2 separate regions of the Homo sapiens genome follow, and region 2 is linked to region 1. A link is a loop called in an ENCODE intact Hi-C map of the cell type or tissue named here. Cell type or tissue: MCF 10A. All regions are shown on one strand.

Evidence for each region. A loop is a pair of places that touch in the nucleus more often than their neighbours do. Peaks named below come from ENCODE experiments on the same cell type or tissue, not always from the same donor. Only the 100,000 strongest peaks of a DNase experiment are listed, where the experiment ranks them.
Region 2: a loop joins it to region 1, with 13 times the contacts of the local background. A loop is called at or near these places in 2 of 110 quality-filtered maps.

What each region holds. Positions count from the first base shown.
Region 1 is chr4:170,045,734-170,050,733 of GRCh38, reverse strand. No RefSeq gene overlaps it. Among named protein-coding and RNA genes, the nearest start is that of MFAP3L, 22 kb to the right of the region's middle. RefSeq lists an enhancer at 4,730-5,000. In MCF 10A, a CTCF peak has its summit at 2,776 (motif pointing right); a DNase peak (open chromatin) is centred at 2,763.
Region 2 is chr4:169,022,856-169,027,855 of GRCh38, reverse strand. No RefSeq gene overlaps it. Among named protein-coding and RNA genes, the nearest start is that of CBR4-DT, 15 kb to the right of the region's middle. In MCF 10A, a CTCF peak has its summit at 2,929 (motif pointing left); no DNase peak of the experiment used is centred here.

The sequences.
Region 1 (5,000 bases):
CAATAGCCTGTAATCCCAGCACTTTAAGATGCTGAGGCAGGCAGATCACTTGAGTCCAGGAGTTCAACACCAGCCTGGGCAACATGGAGAAACCCTGTCTCTACAAAAACTACAAAAATTAACTAGCATGCTGGTGCACACCTGTAGTCCCAGCTACTTGGGAGGCTGAGATGAAAGAATCACCTGAGCCCAGGAAGTGGAGGCTGCAGTGAGCCAAGATTGTGCCACCACACTCTAGCCTGGGCGACAGAGCAAGACCCTGTCTCAAAAAAAAAAAAAAAAGAATCTTGCAATAACCTCTAAGTGTTGAAGTGAAAGGAAGAATCTCAAGTCTCTCACTTTAAATCAAAAGCTAGAAATAATTAAGCTTAGTGAGAAAGGCATGTTGAAAGCTGAGATACGCAGAAATCTAGGCCTCTTGCACCGAGCAGCTAGCAACCTCCCGGAACCTCGGTTTCCTCCTCATTTGTAAAATGGGGCAAATCTGCTTCCAGTTGTTTTGAACATTAACTTAGGTAATGCATGCAAAGCACATAGCGTCATTGTTGTTATTTGTGAGCCTTAGAAGACTCTGCTATACATGTCTATTATCAGCAGTTAAAAGGTTCACCGAGATGTGACGCATGACTTTCTCCCTCATCTTTATTGCCAAATCCATTTTTCATTCTCGTTTTCCTTTCTCATGTACTTTGAAGACCTCCTTCCTTGGCAGACAGACTTTGCAATCCCAGGGACTCCAAGTTTCCTGCATCACAGTTAGCACCACAGAATTCATCTGGAGCCTGGGGAGAAATGCCCCAGGCGTCCTCCAAACATTTGAAGCTTCTCCAGCTTCACTTGTCTGTTTCTTACTTAGTCTGTGCGCATTCCGCCTAACTTTGTATTTGCTAGATGAAGGGGATAATGATTATGACTGTTTCAGTAAGCAAGAGCAAGTGAGGCAATTAGTTCAATAAATGTTAATTAAGTGCTAACTATATGCAGCTACTGTGAGAGGTGCTGGAAATACAAGATCAGGAAAAGAGCCCATGTCCAGAAGAAGTTCACAAAAATCTCTTAACTATTTTAATCCCAACAACAAAGTAACTTTCCTGGCTATTACATAATGTCACATTTGAATTTCTCAAGATTTCTTTTTTACCTTTCTTGGTCTTACAAACTTCACGTGCCTGAAATTTCTTGTGTTTGCCTTTTTTTCCTCAATAGAGTTGATAGATACCTCTGCTGGATGGGTCTCTCTTGGCAGTCCTGAATAAGCAGTGTTCATGGTGCAAATTAAGCATTTGGAAAGCACATTCATCTTTTTAAATGCAGTATTTAGCAAGTTCTTGCTACCTGGAAAGTGTTCCATAAATATTTGTTTAATCATGAAAAGGATTTTCAAGTTGTCAGGGTACAATTTAATTTCAACATGCTCAGTAAGTTTGGGGAGAGCAGACAGGATGTGCATAATTTGGTATTCTTGGGAATAAGGAGAAGGTGGAGCAATGTCTGGGAACTGAAACTGACACCCAAGAACTTGCATCTGAACTTTGTTTCTTAGACCTGAGCCCCCTTGGAACTCAGCATCAGCCTCAGGTCAGGGCAGGTTGGTGGTTGAAGCATTTAGGGAAGGATGTTTATAACAACTTATTTTTTACTTATTATAGGAGTGCATGCTCATCACAACCAAAATGAGTAATTGAGGTGGTCAGGGGTAGAGCAGGCCTTCAAACTCAGTTATCTGTCCCCTAGAGCAGGGTTGCCCAACCCCCAGTCCATGGCCCAGTAGGAACTGGGCTGCACAGCAGGAGGCGAGCTTCATCTGTATTTACAGCTGCTCCCCATCACTTGCATTTCTGCCTGAGCTCCGCCTCCTGTCAGATCAGCAGGGGCATTAGATTCTCACAGGAGCGTGAACCCTATTGTGAACTGCACATGTGAGGGATGTAGGTTGCACACTCCTTATGAGAATCTAATGCCAGATGATCTGTCACTGTCTCCCATCATGCCCAGGTAGAACCATCTAGTTTCAGGAAAACAAGCTCAGGGCTCCCAGATTCTACATTACGGTGACTTGTCTAACTTTTTGTTATATATTACAACGTAATAAAAATAGAAATAAAGTGCACAACAAATGTAATGCACTTGAATCATCCCAAAACCATCCCCCCAACCCCGGTTCATGGAAAAATTGTCTTCCACAAAACCAGTCCCTCGTGCCAAAAAGGTTGGGAACTGCTCCCCTGGAGTCATGATACAAGACTGTGTCACCTTAGGGCTGAGCTGAGGATCACCTGAGTGATGGGTGACCTTGGGGCTGGGCTCAGAGCCAGTGAGAGGAGTGGGGGACATCTTTATGCTGGGGTTCCAGAAGAGGACAAAGCAGCATTGCCAATATGTTTGTGAGATGTCGTCAGAAAAAGATAAGGTAGAGGAGTGCAGTTATGCAGCAGGTTCAGCAACACTTAGAGATCTCTCACCTACAGATGGATGCTTAGCTCACATTGCTCAAGAGAAAGGAGCATAAATGCAACTTAGCCCCTAAGTTGTACATTTCAAAGACTCAGAAATATGCAGCCAGAGATTTGTTATCAACAGTCATCAAGAGGGAAGGATAAACACGAAAGGCTTGTGGGAATGATAATTGTTAGAATGTCCAAGCATCAATAATTTGTGACAACCTAGGACATCTCAAAAGTCTGTATGTTGGATTGCTTTGAATTGGATTTATCACATCCTATGCTATCGTGAAAAACAAGTTTGAAATGTAAATGAGCAACACATCTTGACCAGCAGGCGGCAGTCTTACCTCATATAATTTCTTTAAAAGCTTGCAGAAAGAATTACAGTAAATTATTTTTTTTTAATTGTACTGAAAATTTATTAGAATGGATTTTTTAAATGCCAAATTCACAACTAAAATGCAATTTATTGCAAAAAATTCAAAATTCCTTTTTGTCTCAGTATAAAAAACATTGAATGTATCTATTAGAAATTAATGAACAATTTTGTAAATGATACAAAAGAAAATTTTAACAAATGGTGAAACATTTTCTTATCTCAGGACACCAAATTAAAAAAAATTTAGGGCAGGTGCGGTGGCTCACACCTGTAATCCCAACTACTTTAGGAGGACAAGGCAGGAGGAACTCTTTTTTTATTTTATTTTATTTTATTTTATTTTATTTTTTTATTGATCATTCTTGGGTGTTTCTCGCAGAGGGGGATTTGGCAGGGTCACAGGACAATAGTGGAGGGAAGGTCAGCAGATAAACAAGTGAACAAAGGTCTCTGGTTTTCCTAGGCAGAGGACCCTTCGGCCTTCCGCAGTGTTTGTGTCCCTGGACTTGAGATTAGGGAGTGGTGATGACTCTTAACGAGCATGCTACCTTCAAGCATCTGTTTAACAAAGCACATCTTGCACCGCCCTTAATCCATTCAACCCTGAGTGGATACAGCACATGTTTCAGAGAGCACAGGGTTGGGGGTAAGGTCACAGATCAACAGGATCCCAAGGCAGAAGAATTTTTCTTAGTACAGAACAAAATGAAAAGTCTCCCATGTCTACCTCTTTCTACACAGACACGGCAACCATCCGATTTCTCAATCATTTCCCCACCTTTCCCCCCTTTCTATTCCACAAAACCGCCATTGTCATCATGGCCCGTTCTCAGTGAGCTGTTGGGTACACCTCCCAGACGGGGTGGTGGCCGGGAAGAGGGGCTCCTCACTTCCCAGTAGGGGCAGCCAGGCAGAGGCGCCCCTCACCTCCCGGACAGGGCGGCTGGCCGGGCACGGGGCTGACCCCCCCCCCCCACCTCCCTCCCGGACGGGGTGGCTGGCCGGGCAGAGGGGCTCCTCACTTCCCAGTAGGGGCGGCCGGGCAGAGGCGCCCCTCACCTCCCGGACGGTGCGGCTGGTCGGGCGGGGGGCTGACGCCCCCACCTCCCTCCCGGACGGGGTGGCTGGCCGGGCAGGGGGCTGACCCCCCCACCTCCCTCCCGGACGGGGCGGCCAGCCAGGCAGAGCGGCTCCTCACTTCCCAGTAGGGGCGGCCGGGCAGAGGCGCCCCTCACCTCCCGGACTGGGCGGCTGGCCGGGCGGGGGGCTGACCCCCCCCACCTCCCTCCCGGACGGGGCGGCTGGCCGGGCGGGGGGCTGACCCCCCCACCTCCCTCCCGGACGAGGTGGCTGCCGGGCGGAGACGCTCCTCACTTCCCAGACGGGGTGGCTGCTGGGCGGAGGGGCTCCTCACTTCTCAGACAGGGCGGCTGCCGGGCGGAGGGGCTCCTCACTTCTCAGATGGGGCGGTTGCCAGGCAGAGGGTCTCCTCACTTCTCAGACAGGGCGGCCGGGCAGAGATGCTCCTCACATCCCGGACCGGGCGGCAGGGTAGAGGCGCTCCCCACATCTCAGACGATGGGCGGCCGGGCAGAGACACTCCTCACTTCCTAGATGGGATGGCGGCTGGGCAGAGACGCTCCTCACTTTCCAGACTGGGCAGCCAGGCAGAGGGGCTCCTCACATCCCAGTCGATGGGCGGCCAGGCAGAGACGCTCCTCACTTCCCAGACTGGGTGGCGGCCGGGCAGAGGCTGCAATCTCGGCACTTTGGGAGACCAAGGCAGGCGGCTGGGAGGTGGAGGTTGTAGTGAGCCGAGATCACGACACTGCACTCCAGCCTGGGCACCATTGAGCACTGAGTGAACGAGACTCCGTCTGCAATCCCGGCACCTCGGGAGGCCGAGGCTGGCGGATCACTCGCGGTTAGGAGCTGGAGACCAGCCCGGCCAACACAGCGAAACCCCGTCTCCACCAAAAAAATACGAAAACCAGTCAGGCGTGGTGGCGCGCGCCTGCAATCGCAGGCACTCGGCAGGCTGAGGCAGGAGAATCAGGCAGGGAGGTTGCAGTGAGCCAAGATGGCAGCAGTACAGTCCAGCTTCGGCTCGGCATCAGAGGGAGACCGTGGAAAGAGAGGGAGAGGGAGACTGTGGGGAGAGGGAGAGAGGGAGAGAG
Region 2 (5,000 bases), 1.0 Mb after region 1:
ATATGCCAGAGTTTGCTTAACCATTTGCCCTTTGAAAGACATTTGGATTGTTCACAGTTTTTTTGCTATTACAAATAAAGCTACTATCAGCATTCATATACAGACTTATTCTCTGTGTATATGAGCATAAGTTTTCATTTCTCTGGGATAAATGCCCAAGAGGATATGATTGCTAGGTTATGTGGCAAATGCAGATTTAGTTTTATGAAAAACTGTCAAGAAATTTTCCAGAGTAGATGTACATTTTAAACTTCCACCAGCAGTATAGGAGGGGTCCAGTTTTCCCACATCCTCGCCAGTAACAAACTTTTTAGATGAGTAAGTGAACATGAAAACATTGTGAGATGACAAAGGCCACATATAGACTGGGCAAAGTATGTGAAAGGAGATATTTGGCTTGTATATGATCCTCAGACCACTTTTTCAGGAGAGATGGCAGCAACATTTGCTGTAATATAAATTTCCCCTGCTTTTATCAGCCTGTAGCCATGAATCAGCAGTGGCTTCAAGTGTTAGAAAACTCAACTACAGCCATTTAAGCACATGGGGCTATTTTCCTCACAGAACAAGAGATGCAGAAATCAGCGACTGCGGAGGCTTAAAGATGATGGCTGCTGCTGCTGTTGCTTCAGGAATCATGTTCACATTCCTCCAGGAAGAAGACAGAAGGAGAAAAGGCAGTGTTTCTATCACAGAAAAAAAAATTGTTTTTTTTTTTTTTTCAGGAACACCACTAGTGTTCTGTTTTGGTCATGTTGCCCAGAACACTGCCTCAGATCCCCTCATGGCTGGAACAACATGGTAGGGAGAAGGGCCTTGGAATGCTGACTGGGTCAGGAATTCACTATTATCTGCCACAGGGGACCGTCAACATTAATGGTCAACCTTTGCCAGCTTAAGGCTTCCCCCAGTGATGCATGGCCTCATCTTATTGTAATGTCCTCCATCGTAAAGCATTTCTGGGTATTTCTATGGGGTATCTCACTTGTGCTTATAAGCAAAGTCCGGTCCCACTGCTCAACACCATTGTTCTCTGCAGGTCCTTGTGAGGTACAATGTTATCTGCAGGGCCCTCCCCTCCCCTAAGCTTCCGCCCTGGTCCTCTGGTTGTCACCATGGAGGAACTAGAAAGTTCACGCAGTTGGGGCTGCATTCCTTGCCAAAGTGGGGAGAGAGCTCTCCCCCCTGCTTTGGGCACTCTTTGTCATGCTCTGTGCCATGCGTTTCATGACTACCTTTCTGAACCCATTTCCTCACTTGAGCTTATGAACGTTCACTCTTCATTGGTTCATACATTGTCCATGGGGCTGGACAGGTGACCAGACACAAGGCCATCCGTTCCACTGATAATGTCTTTCTCATTCTTACATTCCCACAAAAGTACAACCTAACATGCCATTTCTTCTTTTCTTTTTTTTCTTTCTTTCTCCTTTCTTTCTTTCTTTCTCTCTCCTTCCTTCCTTCTCTCTCTTTCTTTCTTCTTCCTTTCTCTCTCTCTCTCCTTCCTTCCTTCTTTCTCTCTTTCTTTCTTTCTTTCTCTCTCTCTCTCTCTCCTTCCTTCGTTTCTTTTTATTTTTCTTTCTTTCTTTTTTTGAGATAGTCTTGCTCTGTCACCCAGGCTGGAGTGCAGTGATGCAATCTTGGCTCACCACAGCCTTGATCTCCTGGGCTCAAGCAATCCTCCCACCTCAGACTCTTGGGTAGTTAGTACTACAGGCGCCACCACACCCAGCTAATTTTGGTAGAGACGGGATCTCCCTATGTTGGCCTGGCTGGTCTTGAACTCCTGGGCTCAAGCAATCTGCCCGCCTCAGCCTCCCAAAGTGCTGGGATTATAGGCATGAGCCACCGTGCCTGGCCTAGCATGCTCTTTGCGTGGCAAACCAGCTCATGCAAATAAACAGCTGTGTAGGGGACTTCGCCAGCCTCACCTGTCCAGACGTGAATCTCAGTGTAAGCTAAGAAAAGACCAACTGTGCACACTGTCTTCCTATTGGATCGCCTGTGTGAATTCAGTTGGTCTGACTGAATCACTAACTCCGTCCTCCCTCACTGCTCACTGTTTCTTTCCCTGGTGTTTGTTTATGTTACAATTAAAAATGACTGTTTTCCAATCAAGGATGTAGACCCAGTTAGAGCTTCTTTAGATTCCAGTGGGACAAAGGAAGCTCCCTGTTTTATACTTGGTCTTACCCAAAAGGACAAGAAGTGATCCCTCCTCTTTTCATTGCTGCCTTTTTGGCTTAGCGCATGCAACAGCAGTTGGGATGTGTGTTAGTTACCACGAAAATGCCAGTTGCTATAACAAAGAACCTGATAGAACAGAGATTTAAGCAAGAGAGAAGTTTATTCTCTCTCAGGTCTCAAAGCTGATATGGGACCTCTACCATGTCAAACATCCAGCCACCCATGCTGTTGTTACTCTGCCATACTCAACACACAGCTCCAATCCCTGTGTCCAGTATGGCTGCTCTGGCTCTCACCATCATGTCTATAACTAGCCAGCAAGAAGGTGGAAAGTAGAATAGAAGGAAATATTTTTTTCCTTTTATGGGCATGACCAGGAAGTTCCCACACAATTTTTGCTTAAATCCTGTTAACCTGACTTTAGAAGCATGGCCCTACTTAGCTGTAAGGGAGGTGAGGCTGGGAAGTATGGTCTTTATTCTGGATATTCTGTTATCACAACAGAATTATACACTTTCAGCATCTAGCAGAATCAGGTACAATGTCCTCTAGATTTGGGGCCAGACAGGAATGCTACAATTTTGGGTGGTGGTTCTCAACCAGGGCAATTTTGCTCCCCTCTACCCCACTCCGCCCCCATCCCCTTCTAGGAGACATTTGGCAATGTCTGGAGATATCATTGTTTGTCACAACTGTGAGGATGTACGTTACTGGCATCTAGTGGATAGATGCTGCAAATATTCTGTGGTGCACAAGACAACCCCCAACAACAACAAAAATTATACATCCTAAAATGTCAATATTGTTGAGTTTGAGAAATCCTGCCTTAGGAATCTATCTTTACAAAGTCTTAGCCCACCACATGTTAATCTCTCTCAGCTTTCATTTGTGGCTTTTCCAATACAATTTCTGAGATTCAGGCATATCAATGTGCTTCCAATAAATCAGAACTGTAAGACACTGTTAGCTCTGTTTGCCATAGGTCATTTTAACAAGAAAATGAAACTTTTTTGACCCCTATCCATAGTTCCACGACCACCATTACTTACCCAGCTTTAGTTCTGAAGAGAAAGGTTTCCTTCTTTGGGTTTTCTGAAGCTATTTAATAATATACAATAACCCACTAATCCAGAGTAAAGAAGAAATCTGTTCAATTAAAGGCAAGTGTAATTGTGTATAATTAATCATAGTCTTCTTAAGGGAAATAAACATAATTTGTTTTTAGTAAGAAGGAATCTATAATTATTCGGTGACAGAGGAAAAACCATTCATTAATATATCATGTTTACTTTGAATGTAGTGAAATGCATTGTAGTTTTTGCTGTTAGTTTTAGGCATGAAAAACTGTGTGTTAAATCTTGTCATTTCTGGTTCTGATAATCTGCTTTGATGACAGATTAAAAATGCAGTTTGTCATATCAGGACATTAATCTTAAATAATCTACCTGAGAGAACAGTACCAAACCCTCCGGAGAGGTTTCCAACATGAGATGGTGACACTTCTTAATAAGCTCAGGATTAGTGATGTAACTTGTCACTGGTTCAGCTGGAAAAAGTAGAAAAATGACACAGTTGCTGCAGTGACCACTCAGGAGTTGTGTTCTATAAATCTGGAAAATCAACTTCTGGAAATTCTCCCCTGAGATGAAGATGTACTGTGTGTCAGCCATGCATCACAGAAATCTTTCATTATTTTAGGTTGTTATTTAGACATCATATATTTTTCTTGTGGACAGACACAAGCATACTGTTCTTCATTTCCTATTCTTCCGGATCTGAGCACTTTCCTTTTGGGTTCATAGGACTTTGTAATTAACTCTCTTAAAACATCATTTCACAGGGAGTCACGTGCTACCTTTGCATTTTTATTCCATTTCTACCTATTTTATTTTTCATATCTTTGTTATTTGCCTTTCCAATGAGACAGTGTCTTGAAGAAAATGTTTATTTCTTTTATTTTGTTTATCCCACAACATTTAGTACAATTCCTTATATGTACTTATATGTACATCGTTATTGATTGTCGTGTTTTCCTTTTGTTTAATATCATGGCTATAACTGTGCTCTTGTCACGAGTAGACTTAAAAACCATTGTAAGACTGCATGCAATTACACTGTTATTATTATGATGGAATACAAAAGAATTTGGAACACAAAAGAGTAGAAAGGCCGGGCGCGGTGGCTCACGCTTGTAATCCCAGCACTTTGGGAGGCCGAGGTGGACGGATCACGAGGTCAAGAGCTCGAGACCATCCTGAGCAACATGGCGAAACCCCGTCTCTTTTAAAAATACAAAAATTAGCTGGGTGTGGTGGTACATGCCCGTAGTCCCAGCTACTTGGGAGGCTGAGACAGGAGAATTGCTTGAACCCGGGAGGCGGAAGTTGCAGTGAGCGGAGATTGCGCCACTGCACTCCAGCCTGGCGACAGTGGAAGACTCCATCTAAAAAAAAAAAAAAATTGTAGAGAATAAAAGATCGGAATGTTGTGTGACTGTGATGTATTTTAGGTAGGGAACTAAACACACATATGTATATTAAAACAATATACAGAACTTTAACTTGTTAATAATCTCTCTCTGCTTTCATTTTGTGCTTTTCTAAGAAAATTTCTATTGTATCAGCAGATATAACAAATGATCTACCTGGTAAGATCATTTAATGCAAAATGTGTCTGAAATATTAAGCTTATGTGGCAATGAATGAAAACTTTTTAATATCCTTGCTCATTTGTGACATAGAAGAACATGCAGAGCCTTTGGCATCCAGGCAAAGACTCAAGCCCCTTGTCACACTTCACCACTTACTGTGTGT